Regions from separate parts of the Homo sapiens genome. Here regions 1, 2, 3, 4, 5 and 6 are each linked to region 7. Evidence: chromatin contacts called from ENCODE Hi-C data. All regions are on one chromosome and are shown on one strand. Each heading gives the region's core, a stretch centred on a gene start or an enhancer-like site at or near the end of the contact. The rest is flanking DNA. Distances are from core to core; before and after follow the strand shown. Region 1 holds the start of ZNF383 (zinc finger protein 383). Region 2 holds the start of ZNF613 (zinc finger protein 613). Region 3 holds the start of ZNF585A (zinc finger protein 585A). Region 4 holds the start of ZNF527 (zinc finger protein 527). Region 5 overlaps SPACA6 (sperm acrosome associated 6). Region 6 holds the start of ZNF649 (zinc finger protein 649). Region 7 holds the start of ZNF180 (zinc finger protein 180).

Region 1 (3,747 bases), core at 1-2,500, 7.3 Mb after region 7:
GACCAACACGGAGAAACCCCGTCTCTACTGAAAATACAAAATTAGCAGGGCGTGGTGACACACGCCTGTAATCCCAGCTACTAGGAAGGCTGAGGCAGGAGAATTGCTTGAACCGGGGAGGCGGAGGTTGCGGTGAGCCGAGATTGCGCCATTGCACTCCAGCCTGGGCAACAACAGCGAAACTCCGCCTTAAAACAAAACAAAACAAAAACAGAGAAGTGTAGGCTGTCATGAGCATTCTTGGTATCAGAGGGGTGAGGTCTCTCCTCTCGAGAATCTGTCCTGACCTCACAGGGAGAGCTGGAGTCACAAAGACAGTCACAAGCACCCCCTACCCAATGCTGCAGTCACCCAGCCACCATGGGGACCCACATAGACCTCCACAGGCACGCCTCACCCAAACAATAACACTATATATGGTCACACAATCATTGTCCCACATCTACCTTGAGGATAAGTTACACTAGCATATTTACAGACCCCTCAAACATAGCACCATTCAGAACCAGAGTGCTACAGATAGTCACAATACCACACGCACTACTGAGCCACACAAAGTTACAGTTCCCCCCTCCCCAGGACCCCTATTGAGCACTACACACAATCACACATTCAAAATAACACAATGACCACTAGGACACACATATCACCCCGGCACGATTACACGCACTTTCCAACCGCAGACACAGTGCTACATAAAGTTACATGGTCACACTCTCACATTCTCACGTTACTGGGTTATTTCTGGGTAGTAGATTTACTCAGTAAGGCATCCAGTACACTTAAGTGCTGCTAACAGTCATACAAACACAATTACACACACCCCTCAGACTAACACACAGTCACAGCCTCATCAGATTCTCTCCACACAAACACCCTCCACAAATGTCACGCAAAGTTACACAGCCACACACAATCACAGTCCCAACACGGGACACAGTCATACCTACACATACAGCCTTACATTGTTACAATTACACAACTACAACGAGGATATACAATCACACCCGCGCACACAGAGAGGCACAGTCACATAAGGTCACACTCACACACGGAAGCCCACGCCTCGCGCCCGCCTCCCCACCACCCCCTCTATCAGCCCGACCAACTCATACATGCCCGACACACTCATACATGCCCAACACTCCAGACCAGCCTGGTCAGTCCCTTCAAACTCCCATGCACGTACCTGCGGGCCCCAGCCGAGCCTGCAAGACCCAGGCCGCTCACCGCGCACTTCCCCTACCCTTGAGGCGGAGGGTCCAGCAGGCAAATGAAGGGGCTGCCCTGGACTCGCGGGGGCCTCTGGGAAATACAGTCCGGAGTAGGACCGCGCCGAGAAGATGGCGCCTGTTTTTTCGGGTTCTTGCAGCTGCACAGCTCGGGGACATCCCTGCTCCGCACTCCGAACCGCTACCCCGCGTCTCCGTGATCCAGACACAGGCTCAGAGTGAAACTGCCGTAGGACGCTGGCCCTGCACGCTGAAGACAATCTTCCTCCATGGTACCGGCCAACCCCAGGGAGTTCCCTGAGAAACAGGAAAAGGTCGCCAGCTTCGGGCCAGATGTTGACTAGAGCCGCAAGGATTTTTGGGAACTGTAGTCTAGAGCAGGAAGGGGTGAGGCGCTGGGGCAAGTGGAAGGAGGTCGCTTAAATGACTTCCTGCCCCAAGCCGACTCAGTGCAGAACGCACCCAGGACCCCGGACTGTACTAGGCGTTATAACGCTCTCTGAGAATGCTAGACTGACTAAATCGTCATTTTTGCCTTCATCCGTGGATAAGCCACATACTGTATGACTGCATTTATAGGAAATATTTAAAATAGTCAAATCTACGGAAAAGGAGTAAGTTAGAGTTTTTTAGGACTAGCAGGATTAGGGGGAACTGTGAGTGATTGGTAATAGCTAAAGGGTTCATTTTTGGGGTAATGCAAAGCTTCTTGAATTAGATAATGATGTTTGCACAACTCTGAATACACTAAAAGTGACTGAATGGTACACCATAAACGAGCTAATGTTATAGTTTGTAAATTATATTTGTGTGCATGTTTTTTAAAAATCAACTTTACTGAAGAATAATTTAGATACAATAAAATGCACTCATTTTAAGTGAACTGTTCGGTAAGCTTCAACGCATGTCTAAACCCTTGTCACCACCATCGTAATCAGGATATAGAATATTTTTTAAAATTAAAAAATTTTTAAGCATTTTAGTTAAATTTTTGTGGGTACATAGTAGTTGTATATGGGGTACATGAGATGTTTTGATACAGGCATGCAATGCGTAAGAATCATATCATGTAAAATAGGGTGTCTATCCCCTCAAGCATTTATCCTTAGTGTTACTGGATATAGAATTTTTTTTTTTTTTTTTTTGAGTTGGAGTCTAGCTGTCACCCAGGCTGGACTGCAGTGGCGAGATCTCGGCTCACTGCAAGTTCCGCCTCCCGGGTTCAAGCGATTCTCCTGCCTCAGCCTTCCGAGTAGCTGGTATTACAGGTGCCCGCCACCATGCCTGGCTAATTTTTGTATTTTTAGTAGAGACAGGGTTCGAGCTCACAGGCTGGTCTCGAACTCCCGACCTCGAACTTCTGACTTCGTGATCCGCTCGCCTCGGCCTCCCAAAGTGCTGAGATTACAAGCGTGAGCCACCGCGCCCGGCGGATATAGAATATTTTTATTCACCGCCCTCTGCCCCCCACATTGTTAAGTCAATCCCCACCTCCCAAACCCCACATCAGGCATCTATTGACTATTCTAAGGAATGAGCAGTAGTATCAAATTATGTTTTTAATTTGCATTTCCTGATGTCAATGAACTTAGCATACTTTCATATACTTATTTGCCATTCTTTTATCTTCTTTTGTGACATCTATTGAAAATATTCGGCTGGGCGCAGTGGCTCACGCCTGTAATCCTAGCACTTTGGGAGGCTGAGGCGGGCAGATCACCTGAGGTTGGGAGTTCGAGACCACCCTGACCAACGTGGAGAAACACCGTCTCTACTAAAAATACGAAATTGGCCAGGCGTGGCGGTGCATGCCTGTAATCCCTGCAGGAGAATCACTTGAACCCGGGAGGCAGAGGTTGCTGTGAGCTGAGATCACACTGTTGCACTCCAGCTAGGGCAACAAGAGCAAAACTGCATCTCAAAAAATAATAATAAATAAATAAATAAATAAAATTTTCTTATTTTAAAATTGGTTATTATTGAGTTGTAACAATTCTTTATATGTTTGGGTAAAAGTCCTTTGCCAAATATACATATTGCAAATTGCAAATATTCTCTCCCTGCCTGGGGCTTACCTTCTCAGTTTTTTTTTTTTTTTTTTTTTGAGACAGGGTCTTGCTCTGTTGCCTAGTCTGGAGTGCAGTGGTGTTAACATAGCTCACCACAGCCTTGACCTCCTGGGTTTAGTCGATCCTCCTGAGTAGCTGGGACTGCAGGTGTGCACCACCACCCCCAACTAATTTTCTTGTGTTTTGTGGAGATGGGGTCTCACTGTGTTATTACAGGTGTGAGTCACTGTGCCCAGCCCTCAGTTTCTTCATGATGTCTTTCAAAAAGCAGTTTTTACTTCTGATGAAATCCAATTTCTCATCTTTAAAATGTGCTTCATGCTTTCTGGTCTTTCTAACAATCTTTGACTCCTCTAGTGTTGTGAAGAATTTCTCCTATGTTTTATTCTAAAGGTTGTATAGTTTTAGTTTTTATTTTTGGTCTATCATCCACTTGAAGTTAGTTT
Region 2 (3,534 bases), core at 115-2,614, 7.4 Mb before region 7:
GTTGCCCAGGCTGGAGTGCAGTGCTCAATCATAGTTCACTGCAGCCTAGAACTCCCGGGGTCACGTGATCGTCCCACCTCAGCCTCCCGAGTAGCTGAGACTACAGGCGTGTGTTACCACACCCAGTTAATATTTGTATTTTTTGGAGAGACAGGCTATGTTGTTCAGGCTGATCTCCAACTTCTAGGCTCGAGCAATTCGCCCACTTTGGCCTCCCAAATGCTGGGAATATAGGCGTGAGCCACCGCGCCAGGCCACCTTACCATTTTAGATTTGATTAATCTTTGATCTTCCCCAAAGCTTTCCTATTTACCAGGATGAGAGAAAGGAGAGATGTGAGAAGTCAAATGAGATTTGTAAACCAGTCCTTGCAGAGAAACTTAAAAGGGACTGAGAGGGAATGTACCGTTGGACCTGAACACACACACCAATCAGGATGCCCTGGCTGCCAAGGCTTCAGCCTTCACAAGCTTCTCCACGACTGTCACATCTAGACCTCCCTAACATGGTCACACCCCCTTAGATTAATCCAAAAACCTGGACCACACACCTAGGTTCACATGAACCCGGGCTCCTCCTCACTGAGTCGCATATTAAATCCTGATTACAGCCTGGAGCGAAGGCTCACGCCCGTAATCCCAGCACTTTGGGAGGCCAAGGTGAGAGGATCGTTTGAGGCCAGGAGTTGGAGACCAGCCTGGGCAACATAGTGAGACCCCCGTCTCTGCAATAAACAGATAGATTAGATAGATAAATTAGATAGATAGATAGATAGATAGATAGATTAGATTAGACAGATTAGATAGATAGATAGATAGATAGATAGCGTGGTGGCGCTCACCTGTAGTCCCAGCTACTCGGGAAAGCTGAGGTGGGAAAATCACCTGAGCCCCGGGAGATGGAGGCTGCAGTGAGCCACGATTGCGCCACTGCACTCAAGCCTGTGTGACAGAGCGAGACCCTGTCTCAAAAATAAAAAATAAAACCCCGAATCCGAAGCAGACACAGTTTTCCTTGACAAAAACCACTCCTCACTCCAGTCCTCAATCACCGAGCCCTACAGAGTGACCCGCAAAGGCACCAAACCCTGATCACGGACTTCCAAGTGTTGCTCTGGACAGACTCTGACCACCGACCACTGGGATCCCTCAGGGCTGACTCCGGAGACGCCCCAACCCCAATACCCCGACTCCCACTTGCTCCCGCTTCCCCCACAAACTCCACGGCTCCGCACTAAACGGACGCCCACAGACACCCTCCTCCCCTCATCCTGACAGACAGACCCACACACAGACCTGATTTTGCGGGGAACCCACCGAGACTTCCCAGAACCTGCACTTTCCTGAATTATTCCACTTCTGGGCCCTCCCCCAGCCTCCAAGCCGGCCTACGGCGGCCGAGGAAGGTCTGAAGTTGCAGGTGTACGGAGCACGGACGACTGGGAGGTAGTAAGTTCGCGTCCTCTCGTCACGGATACTGGAGGCAGCCATCTTTGAATCCTGCACGTACGGAAGGTAAAGTGGACCTTTTCTGCCCAAGTATTCAGGGATAGCGCGGGACGGTGAAGAACTCCATATTTTGGCACCTAAATCCTGCGCCCAAGTTTCATTTATTTTCAGAGGGTCGAGCTTAGCCAAGACAAACATGGTATGGCTACGTGCACCTTAGCGGGCTGGGGAGAAAAGTCATCCGCTTTGCACAAAGAATGACGGGAATGACACAATGGGCGCGGCCATCTTAACACTTAGGTGTCCGTACAAGTGAAAACGCTTTCTCCACAGAGGAAAAAGAGCAATCGCACCCTGAGTCATATACCGCGAAAACGCATCTAGCTACATGTGGAGGACAAGAGGAAGATTTTTGAGGACCAAAAGGGTGTGGAGAGGCAATCGAGGTACGAGGATATTGTTCACCCCGTCAACGGAAAGTGAAAAAACAGCGACCCCTGGAACCTCATTTACATTTGAGGGACACGGTCACCGCCCAGTGCAGGTAAAGAGAGCAGCCACCAGCCAACCGGAAAAGGAATCCAATGCGGGAGGCGGGAATTTTCCTTAAGAGAGAAGAAGGGCCTTCCCTCTGCTGTAGGTGGAGTCAATCTTAACGTCGGGGCTTTCGGAGAACCAAGTGCCTAAAATTCTGGAAGGAATAAATAAGGCGACTCTGGGAGAATGAAAAGTTGTGCAAGCCCGGGCGCGATGGCGCACACGTGTAGTCCCAGCTACTGGGGAGACCAAGGCAGGAAGATCGCTTGAGCCCAGGAGTTCCAGGCTGCAGTGAGCTATGATCGCACCTATCAATAGCCACTGCACTACACAGCCTTGGCAACCCCTTCATGAGGAAAAAAAGAAAAAAGAAAAAAAAAAGTTGTGCAAGAAAAGTAATCATAGGATACTACCTGACTGACCTATAAATATTATTTACATAGTCATCATAACGTAAATTCTAATTCTGATCCAACCTAAATTAAGACAATTCCATTGGAAGAATGAGAAGGAAATTCCTGCATGCAGTGGAGTGTTTATATTTATAACAGAGTTTTCACGTGTCCTTCATGATACATCTATAGAAAATGCCCCAAAATGCAAACTCCATTTCAGAAACATACCGTGTTACTTAAAATATCAAATCTGTGAAGAGTGAAAAGCTTTACAGAACTATATGACTCCTTAGGAGAATTGCAAAATAAAAGCAAGAATCTTATGACTCAGGAATTCCACTCCTAGATACTTATACAACAGTAATGAAATGATATGTCCTCACAAAGACTCACAAGAATGTTCTTAGCACCTTTATGCATAATACCCTGAACAGGAAACAGTCCAAGTGTCCATCAGTACATGAATGTATAAGCAAATTGCAGTGTAATCATACCCTGGAATACTACTGAACAATAATAAAAAACAAATCATAGATGCATGCACCAACATAGATAAATCTCAACAACCTTATGAAGGGGGCCAGCCTCTCCACACCTGTGGGTATTTCTCATCTGGTGGGATGAGAGACTGAGAAAAGAAATAAGACACACTGACAAAGTATAGAGAAAGAACAGTGGGCCCAGGGGACCAGCACTCAGCATACGAAGGACTCCTGCCAGCACTGGTCTCTGAGTTTCCTCAGTATTCATTGATCACTATCTCTACCATCTCGGTGAGGGGGATGTGGCAGGACTATAGGGTAATGGTGGGGAGAGGGTCAGCAGGAAAATATGTGAACAAAGTTCTCTGTGTCATAAATAAGGAAAGGTGCTGTGCCTTGATGTGCACGTAGGCCAGATTTATGTTTGACTTTACACAAGCATCTCAGTGTAGTATAGAGCAGTATTGCTGCCAGCATGTCTCACCTCCAGCCATAAGGCAGTTTTCTCCTATCTCAGTAAATAGAATGTACAATTGGGTTTTAAACTGAGACATTCCATTCCCAGGGATGAGCAGGAGACAGATGCCCTCTTCTTATCTTAACTGCAAAGAGGCCTTCCTCTTTTACTAATCTTCCTAGGCACAGACTCTTTATGGGTGTTGTGTTGGGGGA
Region 3 (3,329 bases), core at 613-3,112, 7.3 Mb after region 7:
CGCTGTAAACACATTAGGACCATGAGTTGTGACTTGCAATGAATGTGCCTTGCTAGTGTCAAGATGGAGCTGAACTTAAAATGGTGTCACTCTGGGTCTCCTAGGTTTCATCTTCCCTAACACTATGACCACACCTGCTGTCTTCTTGATGTTTCCTTGTAAATGTTTTTAATTCCTTTCTTTTTAAATTAGAAATTTACTATGAAAATTTCACACAAATACTATGGAAGAGAACATTATAATGAGTTCTGTCTACTTATCACTCTGCTTTAACATTTATCAACATTTTCTTTTGCAATACCATATACCCCTTCTCAGTGGAGTTTTTTTTTTCTCAGTGGAGTTTTTAAAGCTAATATTATTCCACCCATAAATATTTCCACACGAATCCCTAAAAGTTAAGTCATCTTCTTTTTAACAGAGCTGCATTACTGACAAAATCAACAGTAATTCTTAGCCCCTTGGTAGAAATTGTGTGTTTACTAACGGACTTCCACAGATGTTTCCTTAGACCGTCCTTTCGGAGAAGAAAGAAAACCTGAGATCAGCAGAGTCTAATTCTCTAAACATATTTTTAAGCCGAGTCCCAGAGACAGACATAACTGGCCTGAAGGCATCCAGCATGCCCACATCAGAGTGTAGGTTCAATTCCCTGAAAACAAGTTTCCCACCTGCTGGAACTGAACACATTGGGTAGTAATTTCCCACCACTGTTCAGGTAGAACTTCCTGTCAGAAGCTGAGCTGTGAATCATGTTTAGGAGTTCACCAAGTGAAAGGAATTGTATCTTTACAACTCCTCATCCACACCCTCCAAAAAGGGGAGTAAGGAGGTTTCAGAATTTCCACAGAGGAGAAGCTAAGGGTCAGAGACTGCACTTAAAGCTTCATTGACATGGTAAGGCGATTGTTATTAATTATATTTTAACTTCAAGGTAAATAAAAACAGTCTTCTTTAGGTGCTTTTAGTAACACGTTGGCCATACTAAAGACTATTAGTGTTGTTATTATTGCTGCCTACTATAGTTGCACTTGAGGTATTTAGTGTGGAGGGTAATGGGTGATTCAAATCTCTATTCACCTTCCCACCCGACCCAGCCCTTCAGAAGGGGACGCCCGGACTTCTCCTCCCTCCTCTGGTGGTATCTCCCAGGAGAGGATTGTATTAATACTATTGGACTTCTACCCTATTTCCCAAGGCGGTTTCTCCCATTAAAAGTTGTACCACTCTTCCTGCAGCCTACTACTCATTCAGATGTCTCTCAGACTTTCAGGGTGGTTTCACTCAAGAGATGACTCCCCTAGTGACCTTTCCACCTTTTCCCTGAATGGCGTCTGTAAAAAATGGACTGTACTATCCTGATTCCTCCTATCATCTGCCTGTGGTTTCTCCCAGGATCCCCTTCACTTGGTGATTTTTCCCTGGCTCCTCTATTCCCTGGTAATTATTATCCTCAGTGTCCTGTATTCAGAAAGGTAACTTAGCTTTTCTAAATATAACATACAGCACCAGACCCACATTTCCAGTAACTTTCTCCTCCGAAATAGAAGCCTAGTCAGACAAGGGTCACACTCCAGCATCCTATGTAACTATACCTGCCTCGCTCTAGGAAACCCTGCCAGCGGCCAATTCCTCTGCTCTACGGAATGGATATGCTTTCAAAATGGCGGCCCACGCGAATAAACACCATAAGGGCGCGGCCATGTTCTCTGCCGGACAGCGCCACATTACGGAACCTGTGCGCTGTGTCTGCGCCCTGTTGACTGTTCGAGGAAACTGGCTTCCAAGTTTATTCAGAGCATGCGCCATATCAACAGCCTACAAAGGGGAGGTGCTAGAAGTCGGACCGGAAGTGGAAGTGGTCTTCCAAGGCTTTTTTGCCGCTGGTGTCAGGAGTATTTTCATATTCCAATACCGATAAATCTTTGAGGTGATTTTGGTTGATCACGATTGGGGTTTCTGTGGAGCCAGTAATAGGGGGTGTCGAGGTTGCCTGTGGAGTTAGTGATTGCGGTTTCAGGCTTCGGTGATGGGGTTCTGTGGCGTCCGTTGTTGATTGTGACGGATTTCTCAGGTCATTGATGGAGCTCTTTGGGATGAGTGATTGAGGTTTGGGGGTCAGTGATGGGAGTCTGTGGTCAGTGACAGAGCCTGTAGGGTCAGTTATGGTGATCGGTGAGGACTGTAATCAGCTTGCTTTCTAACCTGAGTTGAAAGTTCAGCTTTTTAATTTTCAGTCTTCTTTAATATAAAAATTCTCAAGTTTTGGTGAATCTTTGTATTAAAAATTGTTCAAATCTAAGTGGTTTTTTCTTTGATCCATGAGTTATTTAGAAGTTCCTTTTTAAAGTAATGTCTGTTTAATGGTCAAATTGAAAAATTGCTTTATGACCTAGTTCGTGGTCAGTTTTCATGAATGTCACATCTATTACATAGAAACAGTGTACTATGTTCTCTAATTGTATTGTTATAGATATTAATTAAGCATATATTCAAAAAATATATCTGTCTCCTCACAGATTATTTTGTCTGCTTAATTACAGAGGAAGGTAAAGTACTCAACTCTGGAAAGGTTATTTGTCCATTTGTCCTTCTTTTTCTGCTTTATATATGTGAAATTATTAGGAATAACTATGTGCACTTTTTTTTTTTTTGAGATGGAGTCTCGCTCTGTCACCCAAGTTGGAGTGCAGTGGCGCGATCTCAGCTCACTGCAACCTCTGCCTAGTGGGTTCAACGGATTCTCCTGCCTCAGCCTCCAGAGTAGCTGGGATTAGAGGCACCCGCCACCACGCCCAGCTAATTTTTTGTATTTTTTAGTAGAGACGGGGATTCACCATGTTGGCCAGGCTGGTCTCAAACTCCTGACCTCAGGTGATCTACCTGCCTCCGCCTCCCAGAGTGCTGGGATTACAGGCGTGAGCCACTGCGCCCGGCATATGTGCATTTTTAATACTTTATAGATATGACTAAGTAGCTCAAAATATAACAATTCAAGCTTATACCAACAATTTATAAAATAACTCATTTTCCCAGATGCTTTTCCAGCAGTGGATATTGTTGCATTTTAAAAGTTTTTAAAATTTTGAGGGAAAATTATATCTAATTGCTCCAATGCATTTTCCAGTTACTAAAGTTGGCATCTTATTTGGTTAATTGCCATTTGTTTCCTTTTCTGTGAATTTTCATATCTTTTGTCCTACTTTTTTTTGTGGTATATTTTAACATAAAGTTAGGAAATATCATCTAATCAAAAGTATCTGATTTTTCTGTTACAGAGTCTGTGTTTCCTCTCACGTGTAATAAGATCCCTCCCAGCCCACCACAGT
Region 4 (3,638 bases), core at 745-3,244, 7.1 Mb after region 7:
TAAAAGGGAGGTTCCAGAAGCTTAAACAACCAACTCAAAGTCCGGGGTCCAACTGAAATGTGACCTCAAAACCAGTCCTCTTTTGAGAGGCCACGATGTCTGAATGGGAAATATTCAACACAACCCGAGTAATCAATGCCATATATTCCTTAGAGAGGCATCTTTAGAGATGGCAGGTGTTACCTTTATTTCTCTACAGAAATGCAGCCTGAGGGAAACATCGCCAAATTTTAATACTAAAGCAACAACAAACTGGGCAATCTGAAGTAAGTTCCTTGTCCTCTTAGAGCCAACATTTCTTCATTGTAAAAATAGAGACAGGCTGGGCACAGTGGCTCACACCAGTAATCCCAGCACTTTGGGAGGTCAAGGTGGGCAAATCACTTGAGACTAGGAATTCAAGACCAGCCTGGGCAACATGGCAAAACCCCATCTCCTCAAAAAGTACAAGAATTAGTTGGGCGTGGTGGCATGTGTCTGTAGTCCCAGCTACTTGGGAGGCTGAGGTGGGAGGCTTGATTGAACCCAGGAGGTAGAGGGTGCTGTGAGCCGAGATTGCACCACTGCACTCTAGCCTACAGGACAGAGCAAGACTCTGTCTCAAAAAAAAAAAAAAAAAAAAAAAGAAAAGAAAAGAAAAGAAAAGAAAGGGACAACTGTGGTTGACCTAGAATTCAGTATACATCACCCCCTAATTTCACCCCCTAATTCTGGACTACTTTGCACTAGGCAACTCAGTCCCTAGCAGTTATTTCCTTAGTGTAGTGCAGCTTGAAATTGTCCATAAAAACTGCAGCAGGGCGCAGCGCCTCACGCCTGTAATCCCAGCACTGTGGGAGGCTCTGGTGGGCGGATCATGAGGTCAGGAGTTGGAGACCAGCCTGGCCAAACATGGTGAAACCTCGTCTCTACTAAAAATACAAAAACTAGCTGGGCGTGGTGGTGCGCGCCTGTAATCCCAGCTACTTGGGAGGCTGAGGCAGGAGAATCACTTGAACCTGGGAGGCGGAGGTTGCAGTGAGCCGAGATCGCATCATTGCACTCCAGCCTGGGCAATAGAGTGAGACTCCATCTCAAGAGAAAAAAAAAAAAAAAAGCGAGACCTCTAGAGCTAAACTGCTTGGGTTTGAGTTCTGGTGCTGTCACTTGTTAACTGTGTGAACTTGGGTAATTCTAATATTTCTGTGCTTCATACATCAATCCCACAATCTCATATATACACACAAATTCTCACCCAATCACAAATGTATAGAGTCACACAAACACACCCATAATCTCACACAATACACAGCCACATAAGCACAAAGATAGATGGTAACATACAACTACACCAACAGAGATAAACAATCACACACAATCACACACAAAGTAGCATACCACAGAAGTCACACATCTTGTCACAATTACTGATACAAAACTATACCTGCGGAGACAGATGGTCATAGTCGCACAATCACACTTGCTGTCACACACATTCAAACGCAATTGTATCCGCAGAAACAGGTGGTCACATAACCACACACATGCATTTACACAAACACACAATGTCACACCCCAGTCTCTCATAAACACATACACAGCTACACCTGCAGAGACAGTCACACACAAACACACATATTCACAGTTTCACCCCCAGACACAGATGGTTACAGTCACACACAAGCGGGCGCACGCGCACAAACACACACACACAGTGACACAAGATCACATTCTGTCACACCCGCAGCCTGTCACATAGTTGGTAATACAGTGAAACACACACGGCCTCCCCAGCGACTCCTGCCGGGTTCCCATCCCTGGCGCGGCCGGGCCACCCGGAGCCCGCCCTTGACTTCCCGCTCCCGCCCGGGGCCCGGCCCCACTCACCTCCCGGCGCCGCGGGCTCTGCAAACGGGCCCCGCGACCGAGACCCGCGACGTCACCTCCCAGAATCCTCCGCGAGGAGGAGCGAGGCGAGGACTGAGGCATGCAGGACTCTGAGCTCTGCGAGATCTGAACCAGCGACACCGCGTTCCCCATGGACCCCGCGAACCACGAGCCCCAGAACGCTTTGCGCCACGGCCGTCATCGTTGAACTACATCTCCCAGAGAACCCCGCGGCCCCCTCCACTGCGCGCCTGCGCCACGGGGGCAGGTACCGGAGAGGGCTGTGTGCGGTCGTAGGCTCTCCAGTGACCTTGAGCTGCTGTGTTGGGGAAAGCGGCCAGGCTGCGCGCGGGGCTGACTGGTTGAATGCTTGGGTGTGGTGGTTCGTGTGTGACTGTTGCTGCACACCTTTATGCTTGCCGACGAAAGGAGCGGCGGATTTTGTCAGTGCAGGGAGCTTCTGTATTTTAAATCACGTCCCGTGATTGTGGGTAGCTGAATGTGAAAGTGATTGTGGATGAAAGAGACTGTGGCTGACATTGGGGGTGACCGTTTCTGTTACTGTGAGGATACCACTGATCCGATGTGTATCTGACTGTCTCCTGGTCTTACTGTTCCTTCACCCCCATCTCCTGCCATGGGCGGGGTCTGTGGTATCTTTTATTGAGGCAATCTCGGCGCTCACTGCAACCTCCGCCTCCCGGGTTCAAGCGATTCTCTTGCCTCAGCCTCCTGAGGAGCTGGGATTACAGGCACCTGCCACCACGCCCAGCTAATTTTTGTATTTTTAGTAGGGATGGGGTTTCACCATGTTGGCCAGGATGGTCTTCATCTCCTGAACTTGTGATCCACCTGCCTCGGCCTCCCCAAGTGCTGGGGTTACAGGCATGAGCCATCGCACCCGGCCTATTTTATTATTATTATTATTTCTCAATTGGTCAAAATAATATATTTAACATTTTAATATTATTAAACATACAAAAGGCCACACTTTGGCCCTCCTCTAGTCAAGCAGTTTCCTTCCTGGTGAAAGTCCATAGGCAGAAACATGCCTGCAAAGATCTCACAACCTTCTTTCAGACCATGCTCTGGGTATCCAAATCCCCAGGATTTCCTGTTCAAATGGACTCCAGCCTGCTTCCAGAGCCTGTATCTCCTCTGTGTCCAAAGACCCTTCCCTTGATCTGTCTTCCAAAGGTGGAATGTGCTGCCTATCCACAAAATGTGGCCAAATGAGAGCAATTTGGTAAGGCTAGACAGAGCTTAGATATGCAAGCTGGAGTGTCCACATGTGGGAATAGAAGACCTCTTACGATGTGGGACAAGGATGGCAGTGGGAACAGAAGGGGACTGGCTGGGGACCTCCATCTGTACTGTTGACCCAGGTCTCTACATGTCAATGACAGGCTCATTTATGTATAAACTATTTTGGAGACCAATGGTCTTATGATGATGGTGGTTTGAATTAGGGTCATCACTGGAAGAGGCAATGAGAAATTGTCAGATTGGGATACAGTTTGAGTGTAGAACTAACAGAAGTTGCTGATGCTTGGTTGTGAATATAGGGAAAGAGAGAAGTTCAATATAATGCCTAAATGTCTTGAGCCCCTGGAAAAATGGTAGTGTTATTTACTAAGATAGGGGAAAATGAGTATGTGGCAGTTATCTAGGATGGGGTGGGTGGTGAGGTATCATGTTAAGTCGCAGATGCTTGTTGGATTTCAAAAGAGTGATATCAAGTAGGCATTTAGATATATGTGTGTGGAGCTCAG
Region 5 (3,383 bases), core at 162-2,661, 7.2 Mb before region 7:
GGAACAGCCTCTGAGGGCAACATGGAGGACTCTATTTGAGGGTGCCTTCTGCAGATGGAAATGTCAAGGAGACAGCCAGTAACCTGAGGGGGTATCTGGGTTCCCACCTAACTTGCACTGGGATAGCTATGCCTATCACTGTCATTATGCGGGCCATATTCATCTGGGCATGTGTGGGCTTGCTGCACCTCCTCCTACCTGAGTTAGTAGTGACCACCTTCGGAGATGAAACAATCTAGAGTTGAAATATATTCTTTATTTTCAGGATGGAAATAGGATAGGGAAGGAGGAAAGATACCTTTGTTAGTTGCCACTGCAGTACCATCGAAAGAACATCCTGGGGAAACAAAGAGGTATGTGTGTTACAGGAGGGGTTGGTGACTAGAAACTTAGGTCCCGGAGCCTGGACACCAGGGTCAAAAAGGTGTACAGGGCCCGGACTCCTGGTTCTGAGGGAGGAGGGGGCAGGGGGCCTGGGCTTTTGGGTCTGAAGGAAGAGAAACTTGGGGGTCTGGACTCTTGGATCTGAGGGAGGAGGGGCTGGGGGCCTGGACTCCTGGGTCTGAGGGAGGAGGGGGTCCGGGGGCTTGGACTCTTGGATCTGCGGGAGGAGGGGACTGGGGACTTGGACTCCTGGGTCTGAAGGAGTAGGGGTTTGGGGCCTGGAATCCTGGGTCTGAGGGAGGAGGGGCTGCGGACCTGGACTCCTGGGTCTGAGGGAGGAGGGGCTGGGGGCCTGGACTCTTAGATCTAAGGGAGGAGGGGGCTGGGGACTTGGATTCCTGGGCTAGTAAAGAGGGGCTGGGACCTGGACTCGTGGGTCTGAGAGAGGAGGAACTGAAAGCCTGACCTCCTGGGTTGGAGGTTGCTGGGAACCCAGACTTCTCGGTGGGATCTGAGACAGCGGGGAGCTAGATGCTGGGGCTCCGGAGTCCCCAGAACTCACCACGCCAACACTGTCGCACTCGCTGATGCGAGGGCCCCGAGGACTGCAAGCAGGAACAGATTGCTGGGCGTCAGAGCCTCGGGCCTGGCCAGCAGCTCGCCCAGGCTGGGCCTCCAGGGCTCGATCAGCTCGGCATCCCGCGGCGCCCAGCGCAGCACTTCCCGGAACGAGGCCTGCAACTCTGTCTCCGCCCGCGGGGGCGGGCCCGTCACTGCGGGGGCGCGCACGTCAGCCAGGCACGAGCCCCACCCCTCTCCCGACCCCGCTCACTCACGCGGCCGCGCCCCGCCCCACCGTTAAGAAAGAAGTAGAGCCGGGCCAGGGGGCGCTGGTCTTGCTTGATCACGCAGGAGAACGTCCCGCGGTGCGTGAGCTGAGCCGGCCGGATCCGCGCCAGGTATCCTTCGGCCCGCGGCATATCTCGGAAATAGGACAAGTCCTGAGTCCGGAGCTGCGGGACACGCGGGTTTAAACGCCTCAACTCCGGCTTGCCACTGAGTAACCTACAAGCCCCGCCCCCCGAGCCAGACCACGCCCCCTGGAGTCCTGGCCCTGAGCCTTGAGCCCGCCCCCGAGCCTTCTCGCTCCCCTGCCCTAAACGCACCCCTTCCCCTCACTCCTTAAACCCTTACGCATAACCTACCCCTAGAAACTGCTTTTATTTATGTATTTTTTTTTTCTTCCAGACAGGGTCTCGTTCTGGCGCCCAGGCTGCAGTGCAGTGGCGCGATCATAGCTCACTGCAGCCTCAAACTCCTGGACTTAAGCAGTCTTCCCGCTCAGCCTCCCCAGTGGCTGGGACTATAGGCGTGCACCACCACGCCCCGGCTGTTTTTAAAATTTTTTGGCAGAGGAGGGGTCTTAATTTGTTGCCGAGGCCGGTCTCAAACTCCTGGGCTCAAGCCATCCTCCCGCCTTGGTCTCCAAAAGCGCTGGGATTACAGGCGTGAGCCATCGCCCCAGGTCCTTGGTCCTGCATTCTGATCTTCGAGCTCTCCCCTAAATCCCGCGACCCTCCTCTTGCTGATGCTTGTGTCTAGACGGAGATTCCCGGAGTCCCGTCCCCGCAAGCTGACTCCCCAACCTCTAGTGAAGGCTAACTCGCCCGTCTAAACTCTTCGCGCCGGCCCCGCCCCGACTCACACCTCCTCCTGCGAACTTCCAGGAATAGGTGATCTCCTCCTTTGGCAGCTGGAAGTTTACGATGCAAGAAAACATAGCCTGGTCGCCCCGAGTCACTGTCACATCCTGAACTGAAGACGGAGCAGGGTTCACTCGCTGGGCCCCGACCACGTCTGGCCTCGCCACCAGCTTATGCCCCTCGGTGCTCTGGTCCCTTTTCTCAGGTTGGCCTCCTGCACCCCGAGGCCCCGCCCCCTCACCTGGGCAGTCCAGCGGGAGGTCGCAGACCCTAGAGTAGCACCCGCTGCAGAGGAAACGCCGGGCGAACTCCTGGAGACCTGTGGAGCGGGAACGCTGGGTCTAGGCGCCACCTGCCCTTCCAAGCCCGGGGCCCTTGGCCCATTTGAGATCCATGCAGCTTCCCGGGGTCCATCGGCCAGGTGGCATCTTGACCCCGCCCTCCCTGCTGTCTTTGGCCGACTCTCACTCCTCTCCGCCCTCTAGGATTCCTATTGGTTTGCTTCGGCTCTCACACACACCTTCTGAGGATTTAGAGCAATACTTGGTTTTCTTCCTTTTCTCCAGGGATCTTATTGGCTTCCTAAGGATGTGAAGCCCACCCGCTTTCCCACACTTGATGTCGTACGTTTCGTCCCCGACCGCCTCCCTTACCCCGCAATTTCCAAGTTTTAGATGAAGTCCTTACCGCAGGGAGGGATGCAAGCCTGGGCTGTGGAGGAAGAGGAAACATCACTACCTTACAGTCATGGGAAGAACCCTTGCCCGATGCTCCCCTAGCTAATGTTACAAGGCCCGAAGCATTGCTCCGAGGGGGCGGGGCCAAGCTTTCGTCATAACCTGGGGGCGGGGTCAAGCCGGCTGGGTTCCACCTGGGGCCGGGGCCAAGCCTGAGCATTCCACTAGGAGGTCAGGCCCAGGACTGCTGCCAGCCTTCTACTTGGGGTTTAGAGGGAAACACACTGGTTTTCTGTAGGCCCTGATGGGGATGGGCAATCCAGGTGTATTCCACCGAGGAGGCGGGGCTAGATCCTGGGCGATCCTTGCAGGAGACCAAGGCTAAGGTGGTGGCCCAGTTAGAGAAGAGGCGTGGCCAGGTTAGTAGTAGTCCCGGAAAGGGGCTCAGTTGGAGACGAAACCTTTCATCGAAGGGGCGGGGCCAGATCAAAAATGGTCCACGCGGGGAAATAGTCGTCCCTCAAGGTCTGAGGCTCAGAGATGGGGCCAGGGGATTGTACGGGGAGTGGATGGGGGGTCTCAGGAGTGGGTTTCGTTTTGAGATGGAGTCTTGCTCTGT
Region 6 (3,812 bases), core at 645-3,144, 7.4 Mb before region 7:
CAAGGATATTGATTGGGGAAGTGATAAGTGTCCATGAAATCTTTACGATTTATGTTTACAGATTGCAGTAAAGACAGGCATAAGAAATTACAAAAGTATTAATTTGGGGAACTAATAAATGTCCATAAAATCTTCACAATCCATGTTTTTCTGCCATGGCTTCAGCCGGTCCCTCCGTTTGGGGTCCCTGACTTCCCGCAACAGCCTTGGTTGCATTTGAGCCTCTGAATATCTGTGTGGTTTGTGCAGTGAAGGGGTGGCCTGCCTCTCCACATCTGTGGGTGTTTCTCGTCAGGTGGGACGAGAGACTGAGAAAAGAAGAGATACAGAGACAAAGTATAGAGAAAGAAAAGTGGGTCCAGGGGACCGGTGCTCAGCATACAGAGGACCCGCGCCGGCACCGGTCTCTGAGTCCCTCAGTATTTATTGATCATTATCTCTACCATCTCGGAGAGGGGGATGTGGCAGGACAATAGGATAATAGTGGGGAGAGTGTCAGCAGGAAAACATGTGAACAAATGTCTCTGTGTCATAAACAAGCTTAAGAAGAAGGTGCTGTGCTTTGATATGCACATACATAAACGTCTCGGTGCATTAAAGAGCAGTATTGCCGCCAGCTTGTCTCACCTCCAGCCCTAAGGCGATTTTCTCCTATCTCAGTAGATGGAACATACAATCGGGTTTTATACCGAGACATTCCATTGCCCAGGGACGAGCAGGAGACAGATGCCTTCCTCTTGTCTCAACTGCAAGAGGCCTTCCTTCCTCTTATACTAATCCTCCTCAGCACAGACCCTTTACGGGTGTCGGGCTGAGGGATGGTCAGGTCTTTCCCTTCCCACGAGGCCATATTTCAGACTATCACATGGGGAGAAACCTTGGATAATACCTGGCTTTCTGGGGCAGAGGTCCCTGTGGCCTTCCGCAGTGTATTGTGTCCCTGGGTACTTGAGATTAGAGAGTGGTGATGACTTTTAACAAGCATACTGCCTTCAAGCATTTGTTTAACAAAGCACATCCTGCATAGCCCTAAATCCATTAAACCTTGAGTCAACACAGCACACGTCTCTGTGAGAACAGGGTTGGGGGTAGGGTTACAGATTAACAGCATCTCAAGGCAGAAGAATTTTTCTTAGTACGGAACAAAATGGAGTCTCTTATGTCTACTTCTTTCTACATAGACACAGTAACAGTCTGATCTCTCTTTCTTTTCCCCACAGTGCACTGTTGTTAGTGCTCCAACCTCACAGTGCAGGGGTTGAGGTGTCAGGAGAGGGAACACATCAGTGCCATTTCACTGTCTCCTGTGTCAAAGCAAAATTAAAATGCAGACCAGAATTCAAAAACTCCTGAGCAAACAAAACCCAGTAGGCCTTAAAAACAGCCTTAACCTTGCTTAACCTGCAAACATAAGCAACAATTCACTTGAGTCATTTCTGGTAAATGCTTGTGTTAGGGAAGGACAAAACTCAATCTCAACCGATCAAAAGTAGGCAACTCACATGCTATTATGTCATTAGGGACTTTCCAAGGCAAATTTAAAAAAATGCATTTTTATAATTGTAACTAATCAAATAATTTCTTTGTTTTACTCCTTCACTCACCCTGTGAATACTTGTGTCTAATGCTTTAAGCATAGAAGCGCGAGACTTCTTTTGGTTTGATGCTTCCTAATTCATGAATTGCTGTTTGTTCAGATAAACTCTAGAAAATGCTCCTGCGCCTCAAATTTTTGCTTTCAGGAGAGTCATCCCGGTTTAATGACACAAGAACAACTGTTTCCCTTCTGTACGGCAGATCTACCAAGATGGCCGCGCCCAGAGAGCCGTGGCTCAGGGCGCGGACATGTTACCTCCTCGAAGAGAAGCCCATGTCCCATCGTCCTAGCGCGGCAGAATTGACTCGCGCCCTCGTCCGCCGCCATAGGCCAGTGCCGGGGTTTAAGGGCCAGGAAAGGAAGCATTCAGGGAATTTAGGTGTAGCCAGAAGAAAATCAGGTGAGTGTTTGGGTCTCTCCGTGGAGTAGGTTAAAGGGGTAGGGAGCTTCTGAGGAGCCTGTGGGGAGAGCTGGCGGCCTGGGCGGTGGAGCCTTTGGGTTGGGGTGCCTTTGCGGTCCGGCGTGGGAGAGTTCTTGTGGTCGGGCGTTAAAGGTCTGTCGAGTTCAGCGACTGAGACTCGGCGTCAGAGTTTGGGGTCTCTGAGGGTCACTCTGTTAGTAGGCCTCTGGATCACTGGATGGAGAACTCTAGGGGGACGCTGCCCAGCACGCCGGCTTTATCACCGACGCCATTATTATCACTCCAAATGCTGCAGTTTAAAGTCGGTGATGAAGCCGGGGTGCTGGGCAGCGTACGAGGGTGTGTGGTGTAGGTTTTGGGGTGAATCGGGGATGTGTGTTAAGTGTTTCGGGGAGGCCCAGGCATGTGGGGCTCAGAGGCTTGTAAAATCTGGTATTTTACAAGCCCAGGCCCCTGGCTGGGGTTGAGTTGTGAAACTATAACCGCCCACCCTTGCCGGCTGCCTAGACAGAGCCGACTTGTTAAGACAGGGAAATTGCAATGGAGAAAGAGCAATTCATGCAGAGCCGGCTGTGCGGGGAGACCGGAGTTTTATTATTACTCAAATCAGTGATAAAAGAAAAATTGAAGCCGAATTAAATTTACAGGAGTTTCCTTGAGCAATGAACGATTCGCGAATTGGGCAGCCCCCAGAATCACAGCAGATTAACAGAGACTCCAGGGGTGCCTCGTGGTCAGAACAAATTTATAGACAAAAAAGGTAAAGTGACATACAGGAATCGGAAGCGAGGTCCAGAAACAGTGAGATTGGTTACCATTCGGCGTTTGCCTTATTTGAACGCAGTTGGAACATTCAGCAGTCTATGAGTATGGCCGCTGGGACTGGCCACCACTCAGCTATTGTTACAGGTGCATACGATTAAGTTCGGTTTTCAATTTTGTCTGTTAAGCTAGGTTGCAGTTTATCCACAAGGACTCAAATATAGAAGTATGGAGTCGTTCTCAGGCAATATTTAGTTTGCTTAAGCATCAGTCTCCTTGAGCATTTGGGGATCAAAGTTTCCTCCTATCCCCCAGACGGAATCTAGCTCTGTTGTCCAGTCTGGAGTGCAGTGGTGCGATCTCAGCTCACTGCAACCTCCGCCTCCTGGGTTCTAGCGACTGTCCTGCCTCAGCCTCCCGAGTGGCTGGGATTACAGGCGCCCGCCACCACGCCCGGCTAATTTTTGTATTTTTAGTAGAGACAGGCTTTCACCACGTTGGCCAGGCTGGTCTTGAACTCCTGACCTCAGGTGATCTGCCCGCCTCGGCCTTCCAAAGTGCTGGGATTATAGGCATGAGCCATCGCGCCTAGCTATGATTGTTACGATTTATAAGAAATGTATAATCGATCTTTGTCCTGTTTCCTGGCACATGTCTCCCAAAAGCCTTGGAACCTCTTCAGTAAACAGTGCCTTTTTGTGTGGCATTGAGATGGCTGGTGACTGGGGGCTTCTGGCTGGCCTTAGGACGGGGGAGGCTGGTTGCCAGGGCAACTAACCATGTCATTTGAGGGTTGGAAATTTTAGCTCTGCCTGGCAACAGGGAAGTTGAAGGTTGAGTTGATCACCAGTGGTTAGTGTTTTAATCAAGTATGCCCACATAATGAAACCAGCGTAAAAACTCAAAAGGACTGGTGAACTTCTGGGGAACTTACAGATTCTTGAGCATGTGGAGGTGCCTGAGGGTGGTGAACTGAGTCTCTAATAAGCTTCCGTGGAGGGCATGGAAGTCCCACGCCCCTTGCTACAAACC
Region 7 (3,352 bases), core at 29-2,528:
TCTCTTTTTTTTTTTTTTAGGTGTTGGGGATGCAGCAGTGATCAACATCGATAAAATGCTTTTCCTTATGGAATTGACATCGTAGTGGTAGGTCGGACAGTAGACCAAATAAATAATTAAAATATATAGTGTGCTAGATAGTGAAAAGTTCTTTAGAGAAAAAAATAAAAGATGAAGGGGGAGGCACAGAGCATGTGGGGAGGGAAGCGTTTGCTTGCAAGTTCACAACGGGTGGTGGGGCAATGCCTCATGAGAAGATGATATTCCCCTAATTACCAGACGGTGAGAGCCAAATGAATCCCTCAGGAGAGGCTGCTAGGGAGTGCAAAGAGCACCTGCAAACGACCAGGGGCTGGAGTCTGCTGGATCTGTTGGAGAATGGGGAAAATGTGCCAAGCAAATGGGCAAGAAATGAGGGCAAAGAGAAAAGGGGACTACGCCTGTAATCCCAGCACTTTGGGAGGCCGAGGGCGGATCACCTGAGGTCAGGAGTTGGAGACTAACCTGGCCAACGTGGTGAAACCCCGTCTCTACTAAAAATACAAAAATTAGCCGGGCGTGGTGGCTGGCGCCTGTAATCCCAGCTATTCAGGAGGCTGAGGCAGGAGAATCGCTTGAATCCGGGAGGTGGAGGTTGCAGTGAGCCGAGATCGCGCTATTGCCCTCCAGCCTGGGCGACAAGAGCGAAATTCCGTCTCAAAACAACAAAACAAAACAAAACAAAAACAGAGAAAAGGGGAGAGGTGGGGGGAACAGATCCTTCAGGCCTTATAGGCAGAGAAAGAACTCAAAATTTAAAAATAAAATGATTATATTTTAGTATTATTAAATGTAAAAACATAGATTCCTGAAGGGTTCGGTAGACGCTCCCTCCACTGTAAAATGGGGATGTCGCAACTGTCTCACAGGTTTCCCCTAGGACTAGAGGAGACAAGGGGTCGCGCGCAGCGTCTGACAGGCAGGGGGCACCCAGAAAGGGTCCCCGCCATTTCTATTGGATTCTGACGTCACGCCAGAGCGACTCCCCATGCGTCGCTGCACTGGCCTCGGCCTCCCGGCGCCGCGGCTGGTCTTAGTGCTCCCCCTAGACCTGCACATGCACAGGTGTGGCGCCCCCCCGGGCCCCGGACGAGGACGCCCTCTTAGCTTCTGGCCCGGTCCCCCGCCCCACTTCCTTGGAGAAGCCGGAACCCCGCCTACTGACCGTCCGCGCCGCGGAGGCTTCTGGGAATTGTAGTTCTGGCTCTCCGAGCCCAAGTGCACTTCCGGGTTCGGCCACAAGAGCAGCCATTGTCCCGCGCGCGGACGCTTGCTGTCGCCGAGCAGCTCGGCCCTTCAGACTTAACCCCCAGCGGCCTTGCGGATGCTGACTAGGAGAGGGGACCGAACTAGCTTAACCCGAGTCGGCCGTGTTGCAGAATCGGGGCAGGGGGTTGCCTAACCCGAGTTCGTCCTGCCGCAGAGCCGTGCTAGGCACTGAGGCGGTGACAGGCCCAGCCTGGGCTGCGGGCCAGCGGACGCCCAGGTTGGTAGGGGCGTGGGGCAGCGCTTGGTGTCCGATGCGCGCATGCGCAGGGTCTACGCGGGAAGCTGGAAGCGGTGGTGAGTGTAGCGGGGAGACCTGGTATCTGTGCGGGTGGCGCTTTAGCCTCGGGTCACCGGGGTTGATGGAGTTACTGATACAGCTGTATATTCCGCGACTGTCCTCTGCGTGCATGCGCGGGTGCTTGGTCAGGTGGTGCTCTTGTCTGGGGCCTGAGGATGCCCAGGTTGCTGGAACACAGGGCACATGCATTGATGTAAGGGGACATCTTGAGAACTCCCCTCCTCCAATGCCGGGCTTATTTAGTGGAGGCCTGAGGATGTCCGGGTTGATGGAGTGCTCCATTGCAGATTGTGGTTTCTGGAGAGGAGGGGCTGTGCCACTGTCCCTTTACTCTTGATCAGGTATTTGGGTAGGAAGCAAAAGGTTGTAGGTAAGATTCCGAGCAGGTGGCTCTGGGCCCCTAGAGCAGACAACGCGCTTCTCCAAGGTCTGGGGGCGCTGTGGTTGGTGGAGAGACCAGATTGGAGTTGCAGATTCTTGTGCCAGAAGAGGCAGTGTTGCTAGTGAACCCTTGGTGGGAATTACCCATGGGCAGCAAACTCCCAGGCTGAAGGAGGGTATCAGGGCCTAGAAACAGGTTCTGGGCAGAGGGCCCCCTGCACGTCCTGGGGGTGTCTGAATGGAAAACAGAAACTTGAACTGATAGTAGGGACCTATGTAGGATAGTGCAGAGCTCTAGAGCATTCAAGATGGGCAGAGACTCCGGGTTGGAGATACAGAATTTAAGTCCAGGAAGGACAGAGCTGCAACAGCTGCCATCAAATTGGTAGCTGGGGAGGAAGCAGTATGTTGCCAGCATCGTTATGAAGCAGGTGTTGCTGAGACCTTTACTTGGGTACGCTATTTGCAGGCGTGAGAATGTGCAGGTTAGTAGAGGGACAGAGCCTGTGCTGCAGATTTGGTCCCGGGAAGAGCTGACTGCACAACACCCAGGCCGTCATGATTGGGCAAGAGAAGGACAAAGGGCCCAGTTCCCATTGAGCTGCTGTATCGTAGGCTCGAGAACCCCCACGCTGGCGAGTGCCCAAGTCCTGGGGCTGATTATGGAGCTGTATGCTCAAGCTACTGTTTAGTTGTTGTAGTGTCCTGGCTGCGGGCAAATAGTGGGGCAGTTGACCCCAGAACCTACACAGAGGCTGTGGGTACCTGAGATGTCCCAGGCAGGTTGAGACACAGGGTGAGGGATGTAGATTGTTGACTCAGGAGCATGGTGTGCCCCCAGACGGGCAGAGGAGCCAGGTCCTGGATGCAGATTGTGAGCACGAACCTGCTCTGTGGCTGTATCAGTAGGAGGGAGTCTAGGTGGGTGGCCCGTGTGCAGTGGCTGTGGAATAGAGGCCTGGGGGCTCCAGTTTGGATCTGGTCTTAGGAGGCACGGGGCTGCTCCAGCAACACTCTGCACGTGTGCTGGCATTTGGGCAGATTGGGGAGGCATGGGCAGTCCTAGGACCCTGATTCTGCCTGAGGATGCCCAGGTGTGTGGGGGGGAGCAGCTGCAGAGGGGCGGGACTGTGTCAGGCACCCCTTGTGCACACACACCGGTGTTTGGTTGGGAAACAGGAGGCCGGAGATGAGTTTTAGACAGAGGGTGCTGGGGTCTTTGTGTGATTGGAACCCTGATCACAGCCTGATGGTGCCCAGTTTGGTGGAAAGACAGGATCTTCCTGAGCCACAGGTGCCCCCGAAAGATGTTTGGTCAGAATCTGGGCAGGTGTGGCTCAAGCAGGGGGCTGTGGAGTAAGGTGG

The links. Hi-C counts contacts between places; a loop is a spot of excess contacts on that map. Pooled maps may share reads with other maps.
Region 1: a loop to region 7 is called in a pooled map, with 13 times the contacts of the local background. The contact joins the promoter of ZNF383 here to the promoter of ZNF180 in region 7. A Hi-C loop is called at or near these places in 7 of 50 pooled maps.
Region 2: a pooled map shows a loop between it and region 7 (12-fold over the local background). The contact joins the promoter of ZNF613 here to the promoter of ZNF180 in region 7. A Hi-C loop is called at or near these places in 7 of 50 pooled maps.
Region 3: a pooled map shows a loop between it and region 7 (13-fold over the local background). The contact joins the promoter of ZNF585A here to the promoter of ZNF180 in region 7. A Hi-C loop is called at or near these places in 6 of 50 pooled maps.
Region 4: a pooled map shows a loop between it and region 7 (14-fold over the local background). The contact joins the promoter of ZNF527 here to the promoter of ZNF180 in region 7. A Hi-C loop is called at or near these places in 5 of 50 pooled maps.
Region 5: a pooled map shows a loop between it and region 7 (11-fold over the local background). The contact joins the enhancer-like site here to the promoter of ZNF180 in region 7. A Hi-C loop is called at or near these places in 5 of 50 pooled maps.
Region 6: a loop to region 7 is called in a pooled map, with 18 times the contacts of the local background. The contact joins the promoter of ZNF649 here to the promoter of ZNF180 in region 7. A Hi-C loop is called at or near these places in 3 of 50 pooled maps.

The regions. Positions count from the first base shown.
Region 1 is chr19:37,215,717-37,219,463 of GRCh38, reverse strand. ZNF383 (zinc finger protein 383) reads right to left here and starts at 1,250. Exons shown (of 6, transcript NM_001387601.1): 1 at 1,190-1,250. RefSeq lists an enhancer at 1,135-1,624.
Region 2 is chr19:51,925,302-51,928,835 of GRCh38, reverse strand. ZNF613 (zinc finger protein 613) reads right to left here and starts at 1,364. Exons shown (of 6, transcript NM_001031721.4): 1 at 1,296-1,364. RefSeq lists enhancers at 1,426-1,725, 1,581-2,344.
Region 3 is chr19:37,171,228-37,174,556 of GRCh38, reverse strand. ZNF585A (zinc finger protein 585A) reads left to right here and starts at 1,862. Exons shown (of 5, transcript NM_001288800.2): 1 at 1,862-1,930. RefSeq lists enhancers at 1,636-1,930, 1,772-1,961.
Region 4 is chr19:37,369,455-37,373,092 of GRCh38, reverse strand. It overlaps ZNF527 (zinc finger protein 527), which reads right to left and starts at 1,994. Exons shown (of 5, transcript NM_032453.2): 1 at 1,867-1,994. RefSeq lists a silencer at 1,595-1,904 and enhancers at 1,935-2,244, 2,415-2,464, 2,485-2,624.
Region 5 is chr19:51,702,044-51,705,426 of GRCh38, reverse strand. SPACA6 (sperm acrosome associated 6) reads right to left here. Exons shown (of 9, transcript NM_001316972.2): 4 at 2,775-2,798; 5 at 2,329-2,406; 6 at 2,090-2,199; 7 at 1,241-1,397; 8 at 947-1,157; 9 at 237-337. The coding sequence ends at 304. Among named protein-coding and RNA genes, the nearest start is that of SPACA6-AS1, 10 kb to the right of the region's middle. RefSeq lists a silencer at 1,061-1,260. Within about 2 kb of position 1,411, at least 35 of the 41 ENCODE cell types and tissues checked have a DNase peak (open chromatin) inside an H3K27ac peak, as active enhancers do.
Region 6 is chr19:51,903,099-51,906,910 of GRCh38, reverse strand. It overlaps ZNF649 (zinc finger protein 649), which reads left to right and starts at 1,894. Exons shown (of 5, transcript NM_023074.4): 1 at 1,894-1,997. RefSeq lists enhancers at 628-1,252, 1,743-1,862, 1,581-2,125, 3,216-3,761.
Region 7 is chr19:44,498,448-44,501,799 of GRCh38, reverse strand. ZNF180 (zinc finger protein 180) reads left to right here and starts at 1,278. Exons shown (of 5, transcript NM_001278509.3): 1 at 1,278-1,525. RefSeq lists enhancers at 823-872, 1,049-1,343, 1,183-1,392, 1,403-1,462, 1,009-1,509 and 2 more.